4 separate regions of the Homo sapiens genome follow, and all the other regions are linked to region 1. The links are chromatin loops, found by intact Hi-C in ENCODE. Cell type or tissue: mammary epithelial cell. All regions are shown on one strand. Region 1 overlaps IL1RAPL2 (interleukin 1 receptor accessory protein like 2). Region 2 overlaps IL1RAPL2 (interleukin 1 receptor accessory protein like 2). Region 3 overlaps IL1RAPL2 (interleukin 1 receptor accessory protein like 2). Region 4 overlaps IL1RAPL2 (interleukin 1 receptor accessory protein like 2).

Region 1 (2,500 bases):
GGTCACAGAATGACTTCAACAGAAACAGGGACAAACATCAGGACTCGATCCTTTCCATCTTTTAGCCACATTTCTTCTCCTAGTAGAAAGCAGAGAAAAATTAGAGTTGTAAGGTCTATTGATGCATCTTGGTAAGAACATTTGCAGTTAAACCATTGAGCTCCTAAAGAGATGCATCTCACTGTTACACTTTGTGCCCCCCTCCATTTGTTTATTCTTCCATGTCATGCACAGGGCAACTAGAGGTACCTACCAGTAATATTACATTTTGGTTAACTATTCTTTACACACAAAAAAGATCTTTCACAATAGTCTCAATAACCTCCTTTTGCAGTGATTTTTTTACAGATTTTGTTTAGGACATGTGAATGTAGATGATTTACTGTACAGTTTAATAACATAACTGCTTTGTTACTCACCAAAGTTTAGGTAAATAAATTTATGGCATGAGGGAGTGCGGGAATGGAGGGGTGGGGAAACACAGAGCTCACCATACACTCACATTTTTAATGCCATACTTCTTATCAAAGAGAGGTTACTTTAGAAAACCCTATGGCAGTGGACTTTTGTTCTTATGGCATCAGCAAGGATTATGTAGCAATTCATTTGCAGATGTAGATTTTAGCCCAAGTAAATTATAATCAAAATCTATCTGACACATTGTGCTTCCTTTATCTAAATTGCCCTGTTAATGAGTTTTCTGAATACACTAAATCATAATCTTTTATGAATCATTTCAGTTTAAAAGCCTTCAGAATCTCAATTAGATTATCTTAGATGAAGAGAAAAGTAAATGTTACAATGAATGTCTCTAACTGTGGCAAAGTGGAATGTTATCTCTTAAACCACTGTCTCCTTTAGTGGCTTCTTCCAAGACCAGGACCTACAATTTGTTCCCATTTGCTTGAAAAAAAAAAATCACTAATATTGGTGGTATTTGGTAGTGAACTTACCCTCTAGTCGATCTTGCTGTTTTCAAGGATGATGCTCAGCATGACATACTCTGGGCTTTTAAAAGAGCCTTTCTTTGTATGTATCAACACGGTAGTTTCTGTAGCTGCGGACAATCAAGCAGACCAAACAGGCTAAGCCAGACTGTGTCGGATCACACCACAAATTAGAGGCAGATGCACTTTTTTCAATCTGGCGTTCTCCTTTGACTTACTATATCATTCTCCATTTTTTCCTTCTATTATGTTATACCACACCTAATTTCCCAAAAGGCTGAGTCATTTTATGAAAATACATAAAATATGTGGAAATGGGTGAAAAGGAAACTAAGGGTGAGTAAGCTAAGATGGAGCCAGGATAAGGTCAGTAAGCCAATGCAAATCATGCTGCTATATGATTCAGCTGCAGGTACAGAAGAGCCTCTTTAAACATAGCCTGTAGCAACTGGGGTCAGGATGGAGTGAGATGGGAGGGCATGAAAGTATCTAATGTTTACAACATTTCAGTGGCCATCTTATTCTAGTTCTCTAGGGAAGAATATCAGTCCCTCTGGAAAAGGGAGGGAAAGGATGAGAAGCTGAAAGACTGCAATCATTTTTTAAATTGTCAAATGAGTCCATTTGTTGGAACAGAAATAATTTAGTAGAAAATAGGCAATCAAGTTGAAGTTTTCTTCTCCTCACTATTTAATCTTGATATATTGAGAGGCTCTTAACATATTAAAAATGGACAATGACCAAAATGAGAATTGGAATTTCAGCCAAAAGTATATGTGCTTTCATCCACTTGTGGAAATACAAGTTCTAAATGATAATTAATGTTAGTCCCCCATCCAGAGTGATATCCTTATTCTGTGTAGCTTTGGCCGTACAAACCAGCCTGGTCCATCAACAGGGAACAACTTGACCTCTGATGAGGAACACTTTTACCCTGACAGAAAGTGGTAATGTTTTCTTAGCTTCTGTAGTCTGACTTAATGTCAGGCAAAGGCAACTTTGAAGAGACAGTCCTTCAAATAATACTATTGGCACATAATATTTATTACCTTTTTTTAAAAAAAAATGAGATGAAAGTCACATAATTTAGAATTAATCATTTTAAAGTGTATGATTCAGTGGCCTTTAGTACATTCACAATATTGTGCAACTATAACCCGTATCTAATTCCAAAACATTTTCATCATCACAAAAGAAAACCCCATACCTGTTTTATTAGTCAGGGTTCCCTAGAGGGACAGAACTAATGGATGTATATATATATATATATATATATGGTTTTATTAAGTATTAACTTACAAGATCACAAGGTCCCACAGTAGGCTGTCTGCAAGCTTGAGGAGCAAGGAGAGCCAGCCCGAGTCTCAAAATTGAAGAATTTGGAGTCTGATGTTTGAGGGCAGGAAGCATCCAGCATGAGAGAAAGATGTAGGCTGGGAGGCTATGCCAGTCTCTCCTTTTCACTAATTTGTGATTGAAGGATGCAAAGTTAAGCAGTTACTCTCCATCTCCCTCTCTCCCTAGCCCCTGGCAACCATTAATTTGTTTTCTGT
Region 2 (2,500 bases), 150 kb after region 1:
AATCAGGATGCCACAATTCCTCCTGGAATATTAAATAATCCTTTGCCAGCAGATTGTCCAACAGCCAGTCATACTTGCTCAGCACCTATCTTGACAAAATTGTGAAGCAGGCAAAGTTATGTCTTCAGCACCTGCCCATCCCCTAATTTAGTTCCTTTTGTTTCTTCTTTCATAATAAATGGACAAGCAGGCGACTCACCTCTTTACAAGGCTCTCCATGTGACCACAAAAATGTTTTAAGAATAGACTACCTTATTTAATGAAGGAGACAAAAACTGTAAGAGGAAGTACATCCCCAATTTGAAAAATCTTATCGTATGTCTTATTGTAAAACAGTGCCTCCTGATGCTTTCATGTCTCCTTCCTTCTTTCCTTCTCACTCTTCTTCTCTCTCTACATCTCTCTCTCCTTTATTCTTCCTTCTCCCCATTCTTTTCTTTCTTTCTCTACCCTGTTCTTCCCCCCTCTCATCCTTCTTTCCTTCCAGGCACATGTGAACCACTTCTTTTTACATTGGGTCTCTCAAATATGGAGTATTAATCACATAAGCACGTAAATAATGGCATGCTGTTCATCTGGGAATTTTTCCAAGTAATGGTGGTTAGCAAGCTGTGTAATGAGCTTCTTGTAACCCTTTCTCTTCCCTCACTCTGAAATTAAAGGTCAGGGATCTCTCACTAGAATATTACAATGCTAAACATACCAAAAGTATCTGAAAATGTTTAGTTACCAATAGGCAAGAAAAGTTTTCTAGTCCTTTCATTTTCATTTAAAAAATATCTCTTGGGAAACCTATTTCAGATCACGAAGTTTTACACAAATGTATAGCTAAAACAGTCACCTATCGATCCAAATACCTATTAACAGATAAACAACAGACAATGATTCACTCATTCACCCAGGATAAAGCCATGTCTGTGTACACACAAGGACAATGTAGTTAAAATGGGTGACTTTAGTTTGTTGCTAGAGATATGATTGAAGGAACACAGACACTTGAGTCAGACAGACATGAGCTTAAGTCTATTCTCTCTTATGTATTTGCTAGTTTTTTATGTAGAAAATGTGAATTTCCTATGTTACGTTGAGGTGATTGAGGAGAAGAAGATTAAATGAAATGATAAATGCAAAGTATCAAACACTGCCTGGCACATAGTAAGCACTCAGTGATTACTGCTGACTGCTGCTGACATTCAAGGAGTTTCCAGTGTCTCAAGTCCTGTAGATGCCCAAATGAGTCACTCCACACTTTGCAGATTCTTTCTGTAGTATCAGTTGCCCTTAGTGCCTTCTAGGAAGAGAAGAACATTAGTCCCCTTCAGCTCAACTGTGTATATAGATAGGATAAGGGACTTGGGCAAGAGGAAGCTAGTGCTAGTGACTTTCTCCCATGAACACTTTTCCTTTAAGTCTTTTTATCATCACCAAAATCTATTTGGTTTAGAGTTTCTGTCTTACTAAATGTTACCCTAGTGGCTTGAAAGGGTTAGTGCCATTTCCAAATTGAGTATATTCTGCCCTAAAAAAAATCTGAACACAAATCCCTACACATATGCATACATTAATTTCAGCCTGCTTTTCTTCCCCGCCCAAAGGCTCAGGCTGTCTGAAGAGTAAGCTTCTAGCTTCTCTTAGGCAATCTGTATTTTAAAAAATCACTGATCCTTCCATCAGAATTACTTCCTTTCATTTCAGAGAACAATCCTATCCTGTCAAAAATACACTGCAATAGAAATAAAGAGGAATAATAGCAGAGTATAATTTAATAGAAAGAAAGGAGGGTGAGGTAAACTATAGGCAAGAGGTATGCAAATGCTTAATGTGACACACAGAAGAAAGAAGCCATACGTAGGTATATGTGTGTTGTGTGTGTAGAGTAGTGTGTGTAAATGTGTATAGGAGCATGTTTGTATGTGTGTGGGGGCATATAATTTGTAAATTGGTATAGTGCATAGGAATGAAGCACTATGTATCTTGTTAAAGATACTGCTTTTTTGGTTCTTGAATAAGGAGGATGCTGGAAAACATCCACCATTATCTGTACTCTTGGTTTGCACAATCCTTCCTCCCTGCTATCCCCTGCCACCATGCAAAACTTTCATACTGCGTCATTAATTCTTCCAGCCTGGGGATAGTCCCCAAATTCTCTCATTACTGGGCTGCTTAGTGCCATCAAAATTTGGATTATTAAGGAGCTGCATGAGGCCTTGTTTCCTTATAATGAAAGCACAATGACCATCTAGATAGAGATTAATATCTCACTTGGGGTTATGTAATATTTTCTTTATTCCATTCTAGTTGCAGTCCCTCTTCCTAATTTTTCAAAATGCCACTGAAGCCCATTTCATGAAATTGCAAAGTAATCTGATGGTGATGAATCACTTTTAGAAGGAAAAAAATTTGCCGAAGCTATGGATTTGCATTCCCCATGTCATTTTAGTTAAAATGAGGAATGCTTGGAATTTATATATAAACAGCATTGTGTTTTGGCCTTATTTAT
Region 3 (2,500 bases), 380 kb after region 1:
TACCCTTGTTCACTTCTATTCTTGTGACTTTATGTAACTGGTACAGCAACATCAACACCTTCCATGTCAGCTAATATAGAAAAATCAAAGGAGAAACTAATAATAAAAAGGCAGATCCAAATAAGCCACTTTTTAGTAATCACATCAATAGAACACTACACATAATATGATGAATTGATTAAGATTTCATTTGGGAGGCTGTGATTTGTAAAGGAAAAATGACCTTTAAGGCATTTTTCCCCTGGAAATGAGACTAGTTCCTCTTTATCTCCTTGTGAATCATTAGTGAGCTGAGGAATCAACGAACACTGAAAGTTGAGGAAGGTTAGCTTCATTTCTTAAGAGCTATTATATCATGTAGCTAGTTTCCTTAGCAACAGTGTACATATCTCCCCACATGGTATCTTGAAAATTGCAAAGACAAATATGGTAGGTGCCATTCTTAAAGTTATCAAAAAACTGCTTCTAAATGATCCTACTTTGAATTTCCATGTAAAAAACTTATTCTAATTTTTTGTCTAATCATTGTAGACAAGGACTGTAACATTTTATAAATCAATGGATACATGAGGTAGTTAAGCAACAAAAAGAGGTATCGTATTTTCAGGGAAAAATGTGTCAGATCCAAAGGAAACTTTCAGATTGGAAATCCTCATGCCACCAAATACAGAAGATCATGTCTTTTAGAGCATGAATATTATTTGCATGAGGCTTACAGCTAGATGATATTAGCCTATGGACTTTTTCCTACGGTAGGAAATCTAGCCAATATAGGATAAGTGTTCAATAAATGCTGGTTGCTATTATTATTATAATTGGAAATTTACAGAAAATAATCTAAAAATAGAATTGCAGCTGCTTCCTTGGTATGTATTATCCATGCATAGAAACTCATGGTGTGTTTAGGCCTCAAGTTACAAAAAAGTAGCTATAGTAACAACATAAAAGCTACCCTTTATGGAGCATTACTATGACTCAGACATTGTGTTAGGCATCTTAACGTACCATATCATTTAGTCATCACAAAACATTGTACAATAGATACTACTACCTTCACAATTGTATAAATGAAGAAATTAAGGTGAATAGAATAAGTGTCTTGACCAAATACCCACAACTAGAAAGTGAGAAAGCTGGAAATTGAATCCAGAGATCAAATCCTTTTCTGCCTAACTCAAATGCCATGTTCTTAGTCAATTGCTCTTTCACCTGTGCTGCAATGTCTGCATACAATATTCTCTAATGATGTTTCATCTAAGGCCAGGAGGACAGTTAGAGGACTGGGAAATAGATTCCCACTTAACTGTGACTTCTCTCCCAATCCTTTTAATTCCCCACCTCATGTATCCTGACTCTGCTCTGGAAAATTTAAATGCAGCCTGCTAATATTCAGTATGTACTAGGAATGTGCAAAGATGTAAGAACAGGAAATGGTTCCCTTCTTGAAGGAGTTCATAATCTAGGTAGAGACATTAAGGATAACACATTAAATAACGAGAATCATAGATGACTGAATAAAAACAGTATCAAATTGGTCATTTTAAAATTTTGAGACATGTGGCGCTTTAGCCACATAAATCAGTAAAACAGAAAGGATAGGTCAGCCCAGGACTAGGGTGAGGGGGCCTGGCACAGCTGGAGGGCATGATTCTGGATGGTTAGCGATCATTCCAGTGTGTCTTATTTAAAGAGATGTGCTATCTGAAGGGATGTGGTTGATCTGGACTATGGTAAATAGCCAAGGAGCACCAATCTGGTGTTTAGGACTGGTAATACTTCAAAGCAGATGAAGTGCTAACAATGTGTTTATTGACGATGAATAAATATAGGACACCACATCCACCCCCCCCACAAAAGTAATAAAATCGAGGGACTAGAAAAAATTAGAGTGTCATGGTCCTGGCCAAATGGACTGGAGTTCAAATCCATCCATGAGGGAATTTGTAAGAATTTTGTAAACATGGCAGGGAGAAGACTGTGACTTAGGGCACATGTGAATACCTAGGGCTCACCTTAAGGATAACATAGGCTAGCCCTGTTATCTGGTTTCCTCTCCGGGGACCAGGAAAAACCTAGCCAGGTACCCCTGGATACGGGTTTCTGGGAGCCAGGTGTAGCTAAAACAGGGTATTTACTTTAGGTGGCTATGTTAGTCCACTTTGCATTACTATAAAGGACTACCTGAGACTAAGTAATTTATTGAGAAAATAAGTTTATTTGGCTCATGGTTCTGCAGGCTGTAAAAGCATAGCACCCACATCTACTAGGCTCCTGATGAGGACTTAGGAAGCTTTTACTCATGGAGGAAGGTGAAGGGGAAGTAGGGGAGTAGGTTTGTCCTGTGGTGAGAGAGGAAGTGAGAAAAAGGGGGGGAAATGTCAGGCTCTTTAAATAGCCAGTTCTTACATGAACTAATAGAGCTCTCGAGAGCTCATTACCACGAGAATGGCACCAAGCCCTTCATAAGGGTTCTGTCCTCATGACACAAGCAACTCCCACT
Region 4 (2,500 bases), 170 kb after region 1:
TTAAACAGTATGTCTTGGAAATATTTTCATATCTAATCTACAGATTTACCTAATTATTTTAAACAGCAGTATCATAATATGTCATTATATGAAATCACCACAATTGTAACAAGGCTCCTACTATTAGAAATTGAGGTTGTTTCCAATATTTTACTATTACAAATAATAGCAAACTACAACAAAATTGAACATCTGATATAACTGGATTTTAAATTCAAACATATTCATTTTTTTTAAAGTAGATCCCTCATGTTTCCAATAATATTTAAAAATCAGATTATTAAGAGTAACTGTAGTATTTATGAAATGAAGACTAGACATTATATTAGTAGGTCTAAATTATGCCAAAGTCAATTAAAACAAAAATGTTGTTCAATTCCATAAGGACAATACATATTGTATGTCATCTTGAATGATGTGTTGGAAAAATGAAGGCAATTAATTCACTGAAATTTTTCCACTTCAGGCAGCTCAGGTATTAGGAAGAGAAAGCTAATGTGCCATAAAGCTCTTTCCTAAGTATATTTCTGGTGCATTTGTTTATTATCAACAACTATTTTGGGAATCTCTCCAAATTTGTATAGTTCCCTAACCTTACCTGTCCTGTAATCAACTTTTATTTCTCTCTTTCGCTTCTAAATATTCTTCAAATAGTATGAGATCTTCTCTCATGTTGGCAGGGAATTCCTAAGCTAGTCAATTAATGGTGGCTTAATCATTATAGCACAATCCTATGCTATTCCTCCTGTGAATTATAAAGAAGTATAAAACATTTCTTTTTAGTAGGTAAGAGTTCAGTTGGATACTTGAAGCAAGACATAAATACAGAATCAGTTAAAGGGAATTCAGGATATAAACAATAGTTTGATATAAGTAAGGGTTGTTTTATGACAACAATACACATGACATTATGTATCTGCATACTGAGTCCTCTCATTTCTTTCTTCCAGGTGCCTCTCAGATTTGTCCTCTCATTAAAAAAAAAAAAAAATTCCCCAAACTCCAACCTGGTGTGACTGCTCACCACCACCCATCCCCACACACTGCAGCATTGTTTCCTCAACCTCTTAGTTTTTGTTCTTCTCTCAGCCCATTCCACATATCAAGCCAATCATCATTAGACATCACTTCCTTTGAGTCATTTTTTGTTTCAAGATCTACAATGACACTCCAGCCTAGAACATCATGTCCAAATTCCTCTGCCTGTTACTCAGAGTCCTCCAGAATTCAGCCCCATCCAATCTATCTAGTTTCATTTTTAATTCATGGTGCTCACAAAACCCCTTCTCATCAGGCTCATTTTCCTCAAAGCATATTATGCTTGTGAAGTTCTACTTTTGTGCCTTGGTTTATGTTGTTAATCTTTCCTGATAATCTTTTGAAAATCTTTTTGAGAATCTTCTGAGAATCTTTTCTTCTTTACTCTCTGCCTTTCCAAATCTTCTCCACTCTCTGCCTTTCCAAATTTTCTCCATCCCTTAAGTTTCGTATGGAGATCCATTCTCTTCATAAAACTTTCCCCAAACCTTCCAGCGAATATTAACCTCTCCTTTCTCCATTTCTTTACCACCTATATATAGCCTTATAGCTCAAATGCTACATTCTATGTTCCATTCTCTATTATGGTGTGCTAGTCCTGTGTTCATAGTCCTGTGTTATAAATTGAGGGCAAAGATAAAGACTTTACTTTCTTTCCCTTTAGTAGCTAGCACAAGACTTGGAGTACAAAAGATGCTTAATTGGTATTTTTGATCAATTATCCCAATGAAGATATCATTGCTTTATTATATTGTTTTGGAGGTTGCAGTGGAGAGTGGGGGATAATTCAGAGGTTTAGAAGATTCATGTCACTAAAAATGTCCGTTAGGGTAATATTTCATTGAGAATACCACTACAAAGCATATATGAGGATTTACTATTTCTCAATTATACTTTTAAAATATATATTTCTTTATACTTACAAATTTATAAAAACCACCCAAAATAGTCCATTTGTTTCATCTTGTTGGAAAATGTAGTTGTCAAAATGGCCTATTTACAGTGAATCAATGGTGCTCTAAATGTGCTGGGAAATGGATATTGTATGGATAGAGTAACAACCCAAGTAGGAAGTAGGAACACTGTCTAATAAATGTTTACACACCATCAAGTCTACAAACATTAAATATCATACATGATAGAATCTTTCTCATCCTGTAATTTATCTCAATTTTTCCATTACTTTCTTTCATTTTCTCTTCTAGCTTTACTCACAGACAAGCCTCCCAAGCCATTGTTCCCCATGGAGAATCAGCCAAGTGTTATAGATGTCCAGCTGGGTAAGTCCCCTCCTTGGAATAACACTTCCTAAACTTGCCCTCTGTTAACAGATGGGGAAAATTGCATGAACCAGGAAAGGTTTATTGCCACTGTTATTACATGCAAATCAATTTGTGTTCTGCTCATTTATAACCCTGGAGTTCAGTGCGATAGCAGTTTAAGGAAATGAGTTTGTATTGCA

What was found. A loop is a pair of places that touch in the nucleus more often than their neighbours do. Peaks named below come from ENCODE experiments on the same cell type or tissue, not always from the same donor. Only the 100,000 strongest peaks of a DNase experiment are listed, where the experiment ranks them.
Region 2: a loop joins it to region 1, with 2.3 times the contacts of the local background. A loop is called at or near these places in 4 of 110 quality-filtered maps.
Region 3: a loop joins it to region 1, with 6 times the contacts of the local background. A loop is called at or near these places in 4 of 110 quality-filtered maps.
Region 4: a loop joins it to region 1, with 3 times the contacts of the local background. A loop is called at or near these places in 3 of 110 quality-filtered maps.

The regions. Positions count from the first base shown.
Region 1 is chrX:105,313,379-105,315,878 of GRCh38, forward strand. All of the region lies in intron 5 of IL1RAPL2 (interleukin 1 receptor accessory protein like 2), which reads left to right. Among named protein-coding and RNA genes, the nearest start is that of TEX13A, 94 kb to the left of the region's middle. In mammary epithelial cell, no CTCF peak of the experiment used is centred here; DNase peaks (open chromatin) are centred at 1,313 and 2,103; H3K4me3 peaks cover 475 bases; H3K27ac peaks cover 2,084 bases.
Region 2 is chrX:105,459,987-105,462,486 of GRCh38, forward strand. The region is part of intron 5 of IL1RAPL2 (interleukin 1 receptor accessory protein like 2); the gene reads left to right. Among named protein-coding and RNA genes, the nearest start is that of TEX13A, 240 kb to the left of the region's middle. In mammary epithelial cell, a CTCF peak has its summit at 1,453; DNase peaks (open chromatin) are centred at 565 and 1,235; H3K27ac peaks cover 1,736 bases.
Region 3 is chrX:105,694,699-105,697,198 of GRCh38, forward strand. The region is part of intron 6 of IL1RAPL2 (interleukin 1 receptor accessory protein like 2); the gene reads left to right. All of the region lies in intron 3 of LOC105373303 (a long non-coding RNA gene), which reads right to left. Among named protein-coding and RNA genes, the nearest start is that of NRK, 130 kb to the right of the region's middle. In mammary epithelial cell, no CTCF peak of the experiment used is centred here; a DNase peak (open chromatin) is centred at 983; H3K27ac peaks cover 2,166 bases.
Region 4 is chrX:105,482,070-105,484,569 of GRCh38, forward strand. IL1RAPL2 (interleukin 1 receptor accessory protein like 2) reads left to right here. Exons shown (of 11, transcript NM_017416.2): 6 at 2,244-2,318. Among named protein-coding and RNA genes, the nearest start is that of TEX13A, 260 kb to the left of the region's middle. In mammary epithelial cell, no CTCF peak of the experiment used is centred here; a DNase peak (open chromatin) is centred at 1,102; H3K27ac peaks cover 2,500 bases.